Linked DNA regions of Homo sapiens: all the other regions are linked to region 2. The links are chromatin contacts, found by Hi-C or POLR2A ChIA-PET in ENCODE. All regions are on one chromosome and are shown on one strand. Each heading gives the region's core, a stretch centred on a gene start or an enhancer-like site at or near the end of the contact. The rest is flanking DNA. Distances are from core to core; before and after follow the strand shown. Region 1 holds the start of HEXIM2-AS1 (HEXIM2 antisense RNA 1). Region 2 holds the start of ACLY (ATP citrate lyase). Region 3 holds the start of SYNRG (synergin gamma).

What was found. Hi-C counts contacts between places; a loop is a spot of excess contacts on that map. ChIA-PET counts read pairs that join two places held with the same protein, here RNA polymerase II (POLR2A). Pooled maps may share reads with other maps.
Region 1: a pooled map shows a loop between it and region 2 (12-fold over the local background). The contact joins the promoter of HEXIM2-AS1 here to the promoter of ACLY in region 2. A Hi-C loop is called at or near these places in 5 of 50 pooled maps. POLR2A ChIA-PET finds 5 or more read pairs at or near these places in 2 of 52 experiments (activated CD8-positive, alpha-beta memory T cell and activated T-cell).
Region 3: a loop to region 2 is called in a pooled map, with 7 times the contacts of the local background. The contact joins the promoter of SYNRG here to the promoter of ACLY in region 2. A Hi-C loop is called at or near these places in 1 of 50 pooled maps. POLR2A ChIA-PET finds 5 or more read pairs at or near these places in 2 of 52 experiments (CD4-positive, alpha-beta T cell and activated CD4-positive, alpha-beta T cell).

Annotation. Positions count from the first base shown.
Region 1 is chr17:45,160,045-45,164,211 of GRCh38, reverse strand. HEXIM2-AS1 (HEXIM2 antisense RNA 1) reads left to right here and starts at 2,674. Exons shown (of 3, transcript NR_186789.1): 1 at 2,674-2,751. It overlaps HEXIM2 (HEXIM P-TEFb complex subunit 2), which reads right to left and starts at 2,337. Exons shown (of 4, transcript NM_001303441.2): 1 at 2,181-2,337; 2 at 1,577-1,724; 3 at 1,353-1,462. The coding sequence starts at 1,418. RefSeq lists enhancers at 2,098-2,227, 2,238-2,437, 1,855-2,470, 2,588-2,817, 2,471-3,086 and 1 more.
Region 2 is chr17:41,916,604-41,920,921 of GRCh38, reverse strand. ACLY (ATP citrate lyase) reads left to right here and starts at 1,971. Exons shown (of 29, transcript NM_001096.3): 1 at 1,971-2,042. RefSeq lists silencers at 1,589-1,848, 2,329-2,568.
Region 3 is chr17:37,606,478-37,610,860 of GRCh38, reverse strand. It overlaps SYNRG (synergin gamma), which reads left to right and starts at 1,443. Exons shown (of 22, transcript NM_007247.6): 1 at 1,443-1,582. The coding sequence starts at 1,506. It overlaps DDX52 (DExD-box helicase 52), which reads left to right. Exons shown (of 15, transcript NM_007010.5): 15 at 1-1,122.

The sequences.
Region 1 (4,167 bases), core at 1,425-3,924, 3.2 Mb before region 2:
AGTGCTGGGATTACAGGCGTGAGCCACTGCACCCGGCTTCCAGCATTTTTTTTTTTTTGAGAGAGTTTTGTTCTTGTTGCCCAAGCTGGAGTGCAATGGCACAATCTCAGCTCACTGCAACTTCTGCCTCATGGGTTCAAGTGATTCTCCTGCTTCAGCCTCCTGAGTCGCTGGGATTACAGCCGCCTGTCATTACGCCCATCTAATTTTTGTATTTTTAGTAGAGACAGAGTTTCACCATGTTGGCCAGGCTGGTCTTGAACTCTTGACCTCAGGTGATCCACCCACCTCAGCCTCCAAAAGTGCTAGGATTACAGGCGTGAGCCACTGCGCCTGGCCTGTTTTTGTTTTTGTTTCTTTTTTGAGATGGAGTGTCACTCTGTCGCCCAGGCTAAAGTGCAGTGGTGTGATCTCAGCTCACTGCAACCTCTGCATCCTGGGTTCAAGTGATTCTGGTGCATCAGCCTCCTGAGTAGCTGGTATTACAGGCATGTGCCACCATGCCCAGCTAATTTTTGTATTTTTAGTAGAGATGAGGTTTCACCATGTTGGCCAGGCTGGTCTTGAACTTCTGGTCTCAAGTGAATTGCCTGCCTGGGTCCATTCCAAATTATGAACCAAAAACTCTTCTTCCTGCTTCAGACTTGGTTCTTAGCCTGGACAAAATGTAAACATTCAACCCAGTCCCTCCATGCCCTCTTTGGACTTGAGGTCAAGGCAATGTTCTGTTGTCAGAAGGCCCTAAGTTTAAACCCTGGGTCTGTTGCTTGTAGATAGCATGATTCTGGAACAGGTATTTCAGGTCTCAGAACCTTAGCTTCTGGGAATTGGAAATAATTCCTACCTGAAAGGGTTACTAGGATTTTTTTTTTTTTTTTTTTTTTTTGAGACGGAGTCTCGCTCTGACGCCCAGGCTGGAGTGCAATTGCGAGATCTTGGCTCACTGCAACCTCCGACCCCTGGGTTCAAGCGATTCTCCTGCCTCAACCTCCCAAGTAGCTGGGATCACAGGCATGCGCCACCACTATGCCAGGCTAATTTTGCATTTTCAGTACAGCCAGGGTTTTGCCATGTTGGTCAGGCTGGTCTCGAACTCCTGACCTCAGGTGATCCACCCACCTAGGCCTCCCAAAGTGCTGGGATTACAGGTGTGAGCCACCGCACCCGGCCAGTTACTAAGATTTCATCAGCTAGCATAGACTGGGATTCCGGCCTATTGCCTAGTGCATAGTACTGATTCGTCAAAATACTGGTTTTCCAAATCTACCAACACATCTGGGACAAGAAGTTTGGATCTCAGCTGTGGGACCCGTGCTCGTGGTGCTTGGGTGGGCAGGAGGGCAGGGACTTACCTTGGCCTCCTCCAGGGCCACTGGTGACTCTGCATTACAGGCGGTCTGGTTCGGAGTGGCCATCATCTTCTGTTCCAAATCTTTCAGCAGACGCCTGGAACTAGTGACACCTGCTTTGAACAACAACAGAAACCTAAATCCTGAAGGAACGTCAGGAATACTCTGGCTGCCCAGAATTGTTTGCCCAGGCAGTGGCAGCCATTTTGTACCCCAGCCCTTCATACCCTTATTCTCAAATGCAGGCCCCGAAGGCTGCCTCCACCGCTGGTTTTCACACCTCCAGCCAGCAAGGGGCCAAATGGGATTCAGGGGCCGTCTTCTCTGTCCTGCTCCTCGGGTCCCTCACCAGGACTCATGTCCTGTACTGTCCTCCTGGAAGTCACCGAGGCCCAGGTTGGCAGCCAGGAAGCCAGGTGTAAGTTTTGTTTCCCCAACCACCAAAGGGGCAAAGGAGGACTGCCTGGGGAGGCTGGGAGTGCAGCGGGGCTGCTGCTGCCACGGGAGAACATGGAGCAAGCTCACGAGTCCTTCCCCACTGTCTCCAGTGGCCCCAATCTTGATGCAGCCCTGCACCCCCAACCTTCTCCCCAAGCTGGGCTCCAAAGGCCAGAAGCACAGCTGGGACCTGGGCCAGCCTAGTGCTGAGGACTTTTCCTCTAAGGTCCTGGCCTGCCTCCCTCCTTCCTCTCAGAAAGGGAAACAGGAGAAAAGGGGAAAGAGGTCTTTGCACTACATGCAGCTGGGAGGGAAACCCAACTAGGATAAGGATGGATTTCTTGGAAGAAGGGAGACAGTCATGGAAAGAGGTTTTGCAAAGGTGGAACTGACCTATTCGCTGTCAAGGGCTATGCACACCACTACATCTGTGTGCCTTTCTGTGCGACTGCCTGTCGGTGCAATTCCCAACGCCTGAGCCCTACCTCTTGCTGCAGTTGCAGCAGCTCTGGTCAAGCCGCTCAGGCCACTAAGATGGGGGGGAAGAGAGAGCCTGGACGCGCGGTGCCTGCTGGGGATTGTAGTTCTTCTGGCCTGAAAAGCGATCCAAGGGCCTGTAACGTCAACAGCCACACCCGAGACTCCAAAACCCATCTACCCTTGCGCGGGGGCAGACCGCGCGCGCATCACTGCCTTCTTTGATTGGTCAAGCCTTCTGCCAATATTCTCGCTTTTTTGGCAACGATTAGCTGTGAGGAGGCACAACTGGACCCGCCTTCTCCGAACTCAATTAAAGAGTTCATTGATGGCGTTAATCTTTACGGGGCAGAAAATAGATCCGGCTAAGGTGGGCGGGGCAGCAGGCGCGGAGGGATCCTTGGCCTTTGAGGAAGGCGACGAGAAGCTCGGCGGCCATCGCCGCCATTTTGGGCTGGGAGGAGGCAGCGGAGGGACTCGCTGCGCAGTGAGAGCACCCCGTGGGGGGTGGTCCGGGCGCGGGGAGAGGCCGGGCCGAGTGGGCTACCTGAAGTGGCGGCGCCGGGAGACGGCGGGAAGTGGGACCGGGGGCCAGGGAGGGTGAAGGTTGGAGTCTCCTCGGCCGAGCCCGGTCCTCAAACCGTCCCGGCAGCCCCGCAGCCTCGCCTCTCACAGAGTGCGGGGTTCTTCGGTAATTACCGCGTGTTTCCCGAGACCCCAGAAGGGGAGAGGCTGGTGAAACGGCTTCCCTCTGCGGTCTTTCCACAGGGGCGCGGATCCTGAGGCCGAGCTCTGCCAGCTTCCCTCCCCACCCCCATTCGGCCTGGGTATGGCGGCGAGGCCCCGCACAGAGGGACTCCCACTTCGACTGGAGAGGTGGGGGCGACGCCAGATTCCAGAGGCTGGCGCCGCGGGGGAGGGCGGAGGTCGCAGGTCTGGCCACAAGTCGGCGTGGCAGTCAGCTGGAGGCTCCGAGAGCGGAGATCCCAGTGCACCCACCTTACCTCGCTTACACCAAAGCGCCATCTCGCCGCCCGGGTTGCGAAAAACCACGACCCTCTTAAACTACTGTAGCAACCACTAATTCCCCCTGGGAGCAGCTAGAGAGGGGCACTTGGAAACCTTCACGAGCTCGGTGCCTGAAGGTCTCTGAGGCTCTTGCCCTCAAGATCTCTCCCATTCAGCCCCGATTCTCCGGACAACCTGACCTAGCATGTCGCCAGCCTCTTGGTGAAACGCCTAAAGTGTGCTGCCCCACTTCTCTTGAAAGTTTACACCGAAGGGATGAGGTTTTGCCCTTTACAGGGTTGGGGCACAAAGTCGGAGTCGCTGCGGCTCCGAAATAGAAACGGAGTTGCCCATTTCGTATGCTTCATCAACATCTGCTTGCATTTTGAAATCCTAGTCTTAACTTTTACACAACTTTTAGAGAAATGGCTGCCCTCCTAGAGGGAAAAACGAACTACAGTAATTCCAATTCCAATGTAATCTTTGTAAGACTACAAAATCTTTCCAGTTTAAAGATTTTTCTTTTCCCACAGACTAAACAAAGTCAGAGTATTTTGTGTTCTACTGGTGCATTGTTACTAGGTAACCTCAATTTTTTGAAATTCCAAGTAATTGAAGGATCACTTTTGTAGATCCTAAATGCTACCAAAAAAGAAACCAGTTTTTATCTACTTCATATGTATAGCGTTTAAGAGATGAGGAGACCTGCTTTGAAAGAATAAACTCTTAACCTTACATTATAGCTGTAGCAGCTTCTTAAAGATTGAAGTTTGATGTGAAGTTCTTTTATTGAATTGCAGGTTAAACCATCTTACTTCCTACTGCTTGAAATCTAAATCCAGAGAGATTTGTGGCTCAAGGATATCTTCAAATAAAAGTTTTATTGCTAAAATGT
Region 2 (4,318 bases), core at 722-3,221:
CCCAGCTAATTTTTTGTATTTTTAGTAGAAACAGGGTTTCACCTGTTGGCCAGGCTGGTCTGGAACGCTTGACCTCGAACTCAGGTGATCTACCCACCTAGGCCTCCCAAATTGCTGGGATTACAGGCATGTGAATCACCACGCCCGGTCTTTTTATTTTTTGTAGAGATTTGATGGTGGTGGTGGGGGCTCTTACCATGTTACCCAGGCTGTACTTGAACTTCTGGGCTCTAGCAATCTGCCTGACTTGGCCTTCCAAAATTCTGGGATTACAGGCATGAGACAGCATGCCTTGCCTGGAGTGTATCTTTTTTTTTTTTTTTTTTTTTTTGAGATAGAATCCTTCTCTGTCACCCAGGTTGGAGTGCAGTGGTGCAATCTCACCTCACTGCAACCTCCACCTCCCGGGTTTAAGCGATTCTCATGCCTCAACCTCAAGAGTAGCTGGGATTTATAGGCGTGTGCCACCATGCCTGGCTAATTTTTGTATTTTTTGTAGAGATGGGGTTTTGCCTTGTTGGTCTTGAACTCCTGACCTCAAGTGATCCCCCACCTTGGCCTTCCAAAGTGCTGGGATTACAGGTGTGAGCCACCAAGACTGGCCACCCCCATTTTAGGACAAGAGAAGAGAGGTGATAAGGAACTGCTATTTCAAAAAGATGAATGGGAGGGAAGGGACCAGAAAGTGACATCATCAGGGAACACTTGATTCAGGCATGGGTAGCAAGTTCAGTTACCTTACTCCTGGCAGCAACAGGATTGGGGGAGGGGGTCTTGGAGAAGATTTTGTCTGCAAATGTCGCAACACTGTTGCAGTGTGAGTATGACCCAAAGTGCTTGGCAGGGGGACAGGCCTGCTGCTTCCCTGCATTCTGGGCTGACCTCTTCACCTGAGTCGGTCAGTGGACGCTTTTGGCCTCCTTCCTGGAGCTAGACAGCTGTTAGGCTTAGGGAGCAGCTCCGGACCTACAGGGTTGGGGTGCAGGTAGGGAGGGAGGCTGCAGCATGTCAGAGTGGTAAATACATGTCCTGATTTCCAGGACTGATTTCACATATTCTGCCCCACAAGTTCACCAGCACCTGTCAGATTGGATGTCCCAGTTTTTGGTTTGGAAAATTCGATCTGTCTCAGGTAATGGAGAAGGGGGAGACAGCAGTTCATTCATTCCAGTGTCTAAGCCTGTGGTTGGTGGGAACAAGAGACTGTCTGGGATGGCTCCAGCCCTTCGCTGGAATCTCGCATTGAATTCCTAGCTCCGCCCTGATCCGTGCTGAGGCGAGCAGGTGAGTGGGACGGACAGCGCTGTGCCTGCACCCTCCTAGCCCCACTTGCTTACCGCGGCCCCTGCCTTATCCCACACTGGGAAGTATGCTCTGTTAGCCTCGGCTCAGCCTTGCCTCATCGGCCCAGTGGGGAGAGTCCAGGGAGGAGAGAGGCTCCACGTGCTAAAGGAAAGCGGCCTGCCAGACACTGCTGCTTAAGGAGACTGTCTAAGCAATCGGATTCGGTGCGGCCGAGATGCAGACGTCCGTTTCTCCCAAGGGAAGGAGCAAGGGTACTCCAGGTCCCAAAGCTGCGTTACAGCCAGTTGGGCTAATCCTACCCGCCCCTCCCCCAACTCCCCGAGTGGCAATCTGTCCAGCCCCTCAAGCGATCAGGCCACAACCCCCAGCACCGCGCGTTCTCCTCCCAGCCTAGCCCGGCCCATCTCCCCACCCGGGGCCCCGCCCCGGCCCCGCAGGCTCCCAAGAGGCGGTGGATGGGCCAGCGGGACTACAAGTCCCAGCAGGCCCCGGGGCCCGCCCTCGTGGGGCGGAGCCAAGCCAGCAGCGAATTGGGAGGAGCCCTGGCGCTCAGGCTAGGGAACGCGTGTGGCCAATCGCGGGGCCGTTCTCGCCGCGAGCCGATGGGGGCGGGGAAAAGTCCGGCTGGGCCGGGACAAAAGCCGGATCCCGGGAAGCTACCGGCTGCTGGGGTGCTCCGGATTTTGCGGGGTTCGTCGGGCCTGTGGAAGAAGCGCCGCGCACGGACTTCGGCAGAGGTGAGCACGGGAGGCTGTTTTCGCTGGCTGGAGCCCGCTCGCCCTAGGAGCTTCCTGCCTCCGTCCCCCAACCCGGAACCGCCTTCCCCGACGCGGGCTCGGTGCCCACGCGCCCTGCTCGGAAGTTTTGAGGGTCTTAGCTTTAGGTTAGCCTTCGCCCGGGGTCCCGGCCGGTGGCCGCGTGTCGACGCCCCTCCCCTCCCCCCGCGCGACACACACATATTCCAGTTCCTGGGAGTTTGCATGGGGCTTGCCGCCATCCTTGCCTCTTCTGCCTCTGCCACATTGCATGGTCCCCCTCCTGGCGCGCCTCACCCCTCCCGGGCACAGCTATCGAGGCTCCTCGGGCTCATCGGGACGCCTTTTGGCTCCATCCGGGTTCCCCCATCGGATGCCGGGACGGGAAGTAGAGAAAGCGGTGGCGACTGGTCCCACTCCGATTCCTCACTGGCCGGGCTCAGGCCCTTCTTGGTTCCGTGGGTACAAAATTGAGCTCCACGCCCAAGTGGAGAGAATGAGCTATGCGCGCCTCCGGGGCGGGCCACGCGGGGCCAGGCTGCCCCAGGGTGCCCGAGGCCTCGCCTCGTCTCGCCGCGAGGACTGGAATCTCGCAGCAAGGACCCTCCTCGCACTGGAGGTATCGTCGAGTCCAGCCCCTAAGTGACAGATGGCCGGGGTGCCACCCCACCCTTGAGCTGACGCCAAGTCTGGCCGGGGAAAGGTCCTCAAGGGGCTGGAGGATGCTGCCGCCGCCCTCCTGTCGAGCCTGGCAATGGGCCAGTCCCAGCGCCTGCCGCGGTCTCCAACCTTGGCAGATACCGTGCAGTGCCGAGTTCTGCCGTTATGGGGTCCCTGGAGGTCTTCCTGGGAAGAGGATTTTGGAAGAGACGATAAGGAAAAGTGCACAGCACAGTTTGGCCAGCTAGCCTACTCCTCTCCACCCTTAACTTTCCTCTGTGTTTTCAGCTGGCTCAGCTGAACTAAAATGTGGGGTGAGGGACAGCTGGTAGGTCTCATTTGCCCAGATGGGTGATTTTCACCTCTTAGAAACCTTCCTAAACAGCTTGGGGGGCGGTAGTGGGAAGACCCCTCAGACACTGGACAGCTTATGGCTCCATCCCCGTTCTGACACTATGCCTGCCGCAGTAAGGGGCACTCACAGAATTCTGCCTCTCTAGAATTTACTCCAGGGATTGCCTGTCTTCTCAAAAAATAAATAAATAAATACCTACATACGTAAGTCCCAATCCTGCAGATACTAACCTTCAAATGAGTGTTTTTGTCTTTCCCAGAGGCACCCTTAGTAGCATCCCCAGTGATTCCCTTCCCCTGGCTGTGTCCCAGGGGCGTGTTCTGGGGAACAGGCTTCTTTCATTCAGCCTCCTGTGTGGGCTGCTTCTCTCAGTGTCTGCTAAAAGTGAACTCAATCCTGGGTCACTCACCCGTCTGCAGAAAGACTCCATTCAGCTCATAAGGCCCCTCCCTTAGAGAATGTGTGTATGTGTGTGTTTTCAGGTTCCTTGGCATGATTTCCCCCAAATGGTTTACACATTTAGCTGTTACCAAGTAACAGTTCCTGGAGTCCAAGCTCAGCCCAATCATCTGTTACTTGTTTGACAGCACATTCAGCTACTGGGGAGGCAGACTAAGACGTTCTGGGGAGCGGTCCCAAACCCAGATAGGTATTTGTAGGTATTTGCTGATTCCACTAGAGCAAATATTCTTTTTTTTTTTTTTTTTTTTTTGAGACAGAGTCTTGCTCTGTCGGCAGGCTGGAGTGCAGTGGTGGATCTCGGTTCACTGCAACCTCCGCCTCCTGGGTTCTAGCGATTCTCCTGCCTCAGCCTCCCCAGTAGCTACAGGTGTGCACCACCACGCCCGGCTAATTTTTGTATTTTTAGTAGAAACAGGGTTTCACCATATTGGCCAGGCTGGTCTCAAACTCCTGACCTCGTGATTTGCCCTCCTTGGCCTCCCGAAGTGCTGGGATTACAGGCGCAAGCCACCGTGCCTGGCCGCAAATGTTCTTAACTGGTGGTCAGTCTGTGGGCCATCGGATCATTGTCACAGGTGAGCACCTTGAAACAATATGCACAATTGGATTTGTGTACCTTTTTCTGGGGTTTTTTTCAGTCTCAGAAGAGTCTGAGGCCTCAAAGAGGTTAAGAGCCACTGCCTTAGAGAGACTTTAAGACCTCACTGAAGGCCGGGCGTGGTGGCTCATGCCTGTAAATCCCAGCACTTTGGGAGGCTGAGGTGGGTGGATCACGAGGTCA
Region 3 (4,383 bases), core at 194-2,693, 4.3 Mb after region 2:
TGAAATTAGTGAACAGGCAGTTACAGCAAAAGAAAAAACATAAAAATTGAATAGCTGGCTCTGGTGAAATGAGCAAGGACTTTAGAGTCAAACTGGCCTGGATTTGAATCCTGATCCTCATTGCTTGTAGCTGTATGATCTGGACAAATGACAGTAACTGTTTCTAACCTTGATTTTCTCATCTGTAAGATGCCAATTGTAACTCCTAAGGATACTGAGGATTTTTTAAAATGCGTGTACAGTTCCTGACCAGTGGTTTGTGCCTAATAACTTATTACAAATTATTACCCAGTAAAAACCTTGAGACAAGAGTGAAAACGTAAAGCTAATTAATCCATTACTTGTTAGCAAGCAAACTACGTGCTTGAGAAAATTACTCAACTTTCATGTTTTACTTCCAGACAGTAGTTTGATTAAAAGAAAAAAAAAAATCACAGCCCAGGCATGTGGCTCACACCCTGGCACTTGGAGGCCGAGGTGGGAGCATAGCTTGAGCCTAGCAGTTTGAAACTAGCCTGGGCAACATAGATCCTATCTCTACAAAAAAAAAAAAAAAAAAAAAAAAAAAAATTGGCCCGGTGTGGTGGTGCATGCCTGTGGTCCCAGCTACTCAGGAGGCTGAGGCGAGAGGATCGCTTGAGCCAGGGAGGCTGAGGCTGCTGTGAGCCATGATCATGCCACTGCACTCCAGCCTGGACAACAGAGCAAGACCCTGTCTCAAAAAAAAAAAAAATCAGTAAAAAATATGCCGAAATAGCTTCAGAGTAATTATGAATTGCCTTCCAAAAACCACTGTTTTGCACTTGCCTGCAAGAATAGGAAAAACAAAAGGACTGTAAGGTGGCAGGATGGCAGAACCAAACAAGAGTAGTACACCTTGGAGTTTTTTCGAAATATGGGTTGGGTTTTTGGGCTCTTGGTTGATTTAAAATAAAATTTAAATGCCTTCAGCGTCTGTGATAGGTGCCAACATGAAGCTACCGAGTTCCAGAGAAAGAGGGGAGAGCTGATCACTCATCAGTGCTGCGAGACTATCAAAGGGCCCTTCAGGACCTATCTGTTCTTTGTGTGTAAAGAGTAACAATAAAAGAACACCAGTGTACCCACCGTATAGTTTAAAAATCAGGACTCAGCCTACTCTTTCCACTAACCGCGATCATGGTTTTCAAACGGAGGACCAACGGCGCTTTGCCACTGGGCCGCCAGCTGGGCCCTGCAGAGGGCCTACCAGACAATGAATCAGCTCCCTTGGAGAGGCGCCCGCGACCGCCCCACCAGCCCGAGAGCTAGAATTGAATCTGGGGGACCCCTGCGGCGCCGGGTCACGTGCCGTGGGCGCGCCACGCCTCCCCGAGGGCCGGGGGAGTCACGTGGGCGCGAGGCCCCGCCCCATCGCCCGGTCCGCGGCGAGGTGGGGCCTGGTGTTTGACCCGGAAGTGGCTGTGTTCAGCTGACAGCTGCTGATAAGGTGGCGGCGGCGAAGGCAGCGGCAGGTCGGGAGCAAGATGGCGCTGCGGCCAGGAGCTGGTTCTGGTGGCGGCGGGGCCGCGGGAGCTGGCGCGGGGTCCGCCGGGGGAGGCGGGTAGGTGTGAAGAGCCGGGCGGGAGCCCGCTGGCCTCCGCGGGGGCGGCGAGGGGCGCTTGGCAGTTATGGCAGTTTTCTCCAGCCCTGATCCTTTTCCTTGGAACTGGGCTGCGGGAGGAGGGTCATCCCCCAGGGACCCAGGCCGAAAGGGGCGTGTGGAGCCCAGGTGCTGGACGCTGGTGTTCCGGGATCAGTTGGGGGCGCCGGCCGCCTGGAATCGAGCGGGGAGCGAGCGCGCGCCCAGTGTGGGAGGGGAGAGAAGATGAGGGTCCTCTTGGGGTGGGGGGGGGCGGGGCAAATCAGGAACCGCGACTCCGCTCCTAGTCCTAGCTGCCTCTGAAGCGACCAGGGTCTTCCCTTTCCTTGGGCTTTCTAGACTTAACCGGATATGTTGGAGGGAGGGCTTTAAAAATCTGTTCACAAAGCTGGAGGACTGTTTCCAAGGGGGGTGTGTGTGTGGACTATTTGTCTCTTCCCCTTTTAGAGTGTCCTGTCCTCTTTATTTCCTTAACCCGCGACAAACAGCAGGAACATCTAAAGACCTCTGAATTAGTAATGGTCTTGAGATAGAGTTCTTGTCTTGTACACTAACTCTTAAGACTTGTCTGTCTTCTTTTTAAAAAGGCATTTAAAAACAAAGAAAGTGCACTGTTAAACAGCAGTTGCGCATTTATTAGAACAAAGCTTCCAGACTCAGCCCTTAAACAAATCTGCCCTCTGCCACATTTCAGCCAAGAACTGCCGTGGTTCTTATACCCAGAATGGTAAGGGAGATGTACGTTTTACAAGCTGACAGATTCGTTATCATTTAAGGAAATATTTTATTCTAGGAAGTTTTCACTCCACTTCTATAATGACCTAGTCTGATTTTGTTTTACTAACCAACACACAACAGCACACACATTTGGAGGTAAAAGTAGCTTTGCATCTTCAGTATCCTAAATTGTCTTTGGAAAACGAAGTGTTAGGTTTTTTTTTTATATGCAGTGTTTCAATTTCGGAGTCGTGAACACTACAAAAGTGTAAGGACCTTAAAGTTATCACCTCTTGCAGGTGCTTGTCAGGAAACGAGCAGTGGCTGTTCAATAAACCACCTGTGTGTAACCCCATTTTTCATTTCCTCTGCACATCTTTAACTTTAGATTTTTAAACTTTTTGCTTTCTCTTTTGTTCTCTCCGTTGTTTCATTAGAGGGTTTTTTAAAAAATAAATACTTCGTGTAAGCCAGTTTCTGGCTGGAGAAGAAACATATGTAATAATTCCCTTCTATTTGTTTTTTCTTTTTCTTTTGTCTTGTTTTTTTTTTTTTTTTTTTTTTTTTGAGAGGAAGTCTTGCTCTGTTGCCCAGGCCAGAGTGCGGCGGCGTGATCTCGACCCGCTGCAACCTCTGCCTCCTGGGTCCAAGCGATTCTCTTGCCTCAGCCTCGGAGCAGCTGGGATTACAGGTGCGCGCCACCATGCCCGGCTAATTTTGTTGATTGATCGATTGAGACAGAGTCTCGTTCTGTCACCCAGGCTAGAGTGCAGTGGCACGATGTCGGCTCACTGCAACCTCGACCTCCCGGGTTCAAGCGATTCTTCTGCCTCAGCCTCCCAAGTAGCTGGGATTACAGGCGTGCGCCACCACGCCCAGCTAATTTCTGTATTTTTAGTAGAGACGGGGTTTCACCATGTTAGCCAGGCTGGTCTCAAACTCCTGGCCTCAAGTGATCCGCCCACCTTGGCCTCCCAAAGTTCTAGAATTACAGGCTTGAGTCACCACGCCCGGCATCCTCTATTTATTTCCTATATGTGATTACAGTTTCTAAAATGTCCCTGGATGGTATTAATTTGATCAAGTATATGATTAATCATGGCACCAAGTTCTGGGAAAATGTAAACTTAGAAGAATTGATATCTAGGCCCAAATTTTTATTTACTTAAAAAATGTTTTTGGATGGGGAGGACCTCAGGTTCAGAAATTCAAGTGCATTATTCCCTTTAGTTTGCAGTATTTGAGTATCATTGGTCCATGGACACAAATTTTTAAAATAAATATGGGTTGAATTTTGATAGAAATTAGAATGATTTTAAAATTTCCCCCCTTTGTAAATGTAGCAACATCTGCATTCTAAAACTGTAAACGATATACAGGAGAGAAAGAAGTGGTTAAAATGATTCTTACCTTGAAAAATGTATGGTACATATGTTACATATATTGGCAACTTTCTGAGGCTGAGAAGCTGTATCCTCAATAGAAAAAGGAATATTATTTTTTTTAGAGAGTAATGGTGTAAAGGCTGAAGTTATTTTATTTCCTTTTTAATTTTCTTTTTGCCACCCACCCTCCCTGAAATTATTTTATAAGGAAACTTAACATTATGGCAACCTAAGTATATTTGAAGAAAAAAAACAGGCAACTTCTCTACACCTTTAATGGAGAAAATCCATGAACTATAACTGACTGTATTGTTTAGATACTTCTCTATATTCTAAGAGGCTAAGCAAAACACAATAACGTTTTCCAAATTTAATATTACCCTACTTTTGATTGGTGTCCTGGATGAGCTACTTTAGAATAAATGGTAGAGTTGTATAAAGGGCAAAATTTGCCCAAGAGATGAGAAGTATAAATTTTTTTTTTCTTTAATCAAGGCAGAAAAAAAAAAGAGTTGAAAGATCTGGATTAGTCTGTAGTCATTGAATGCTTACATGGGTAAGGTACTGTTCTTGATGCTGTAATGAATTAAAAAGACATCAAAACATGGTCCCCATCCTTGGAGAATGTACAAAATAACTGTGGTACAAAGTAAAGTGGAA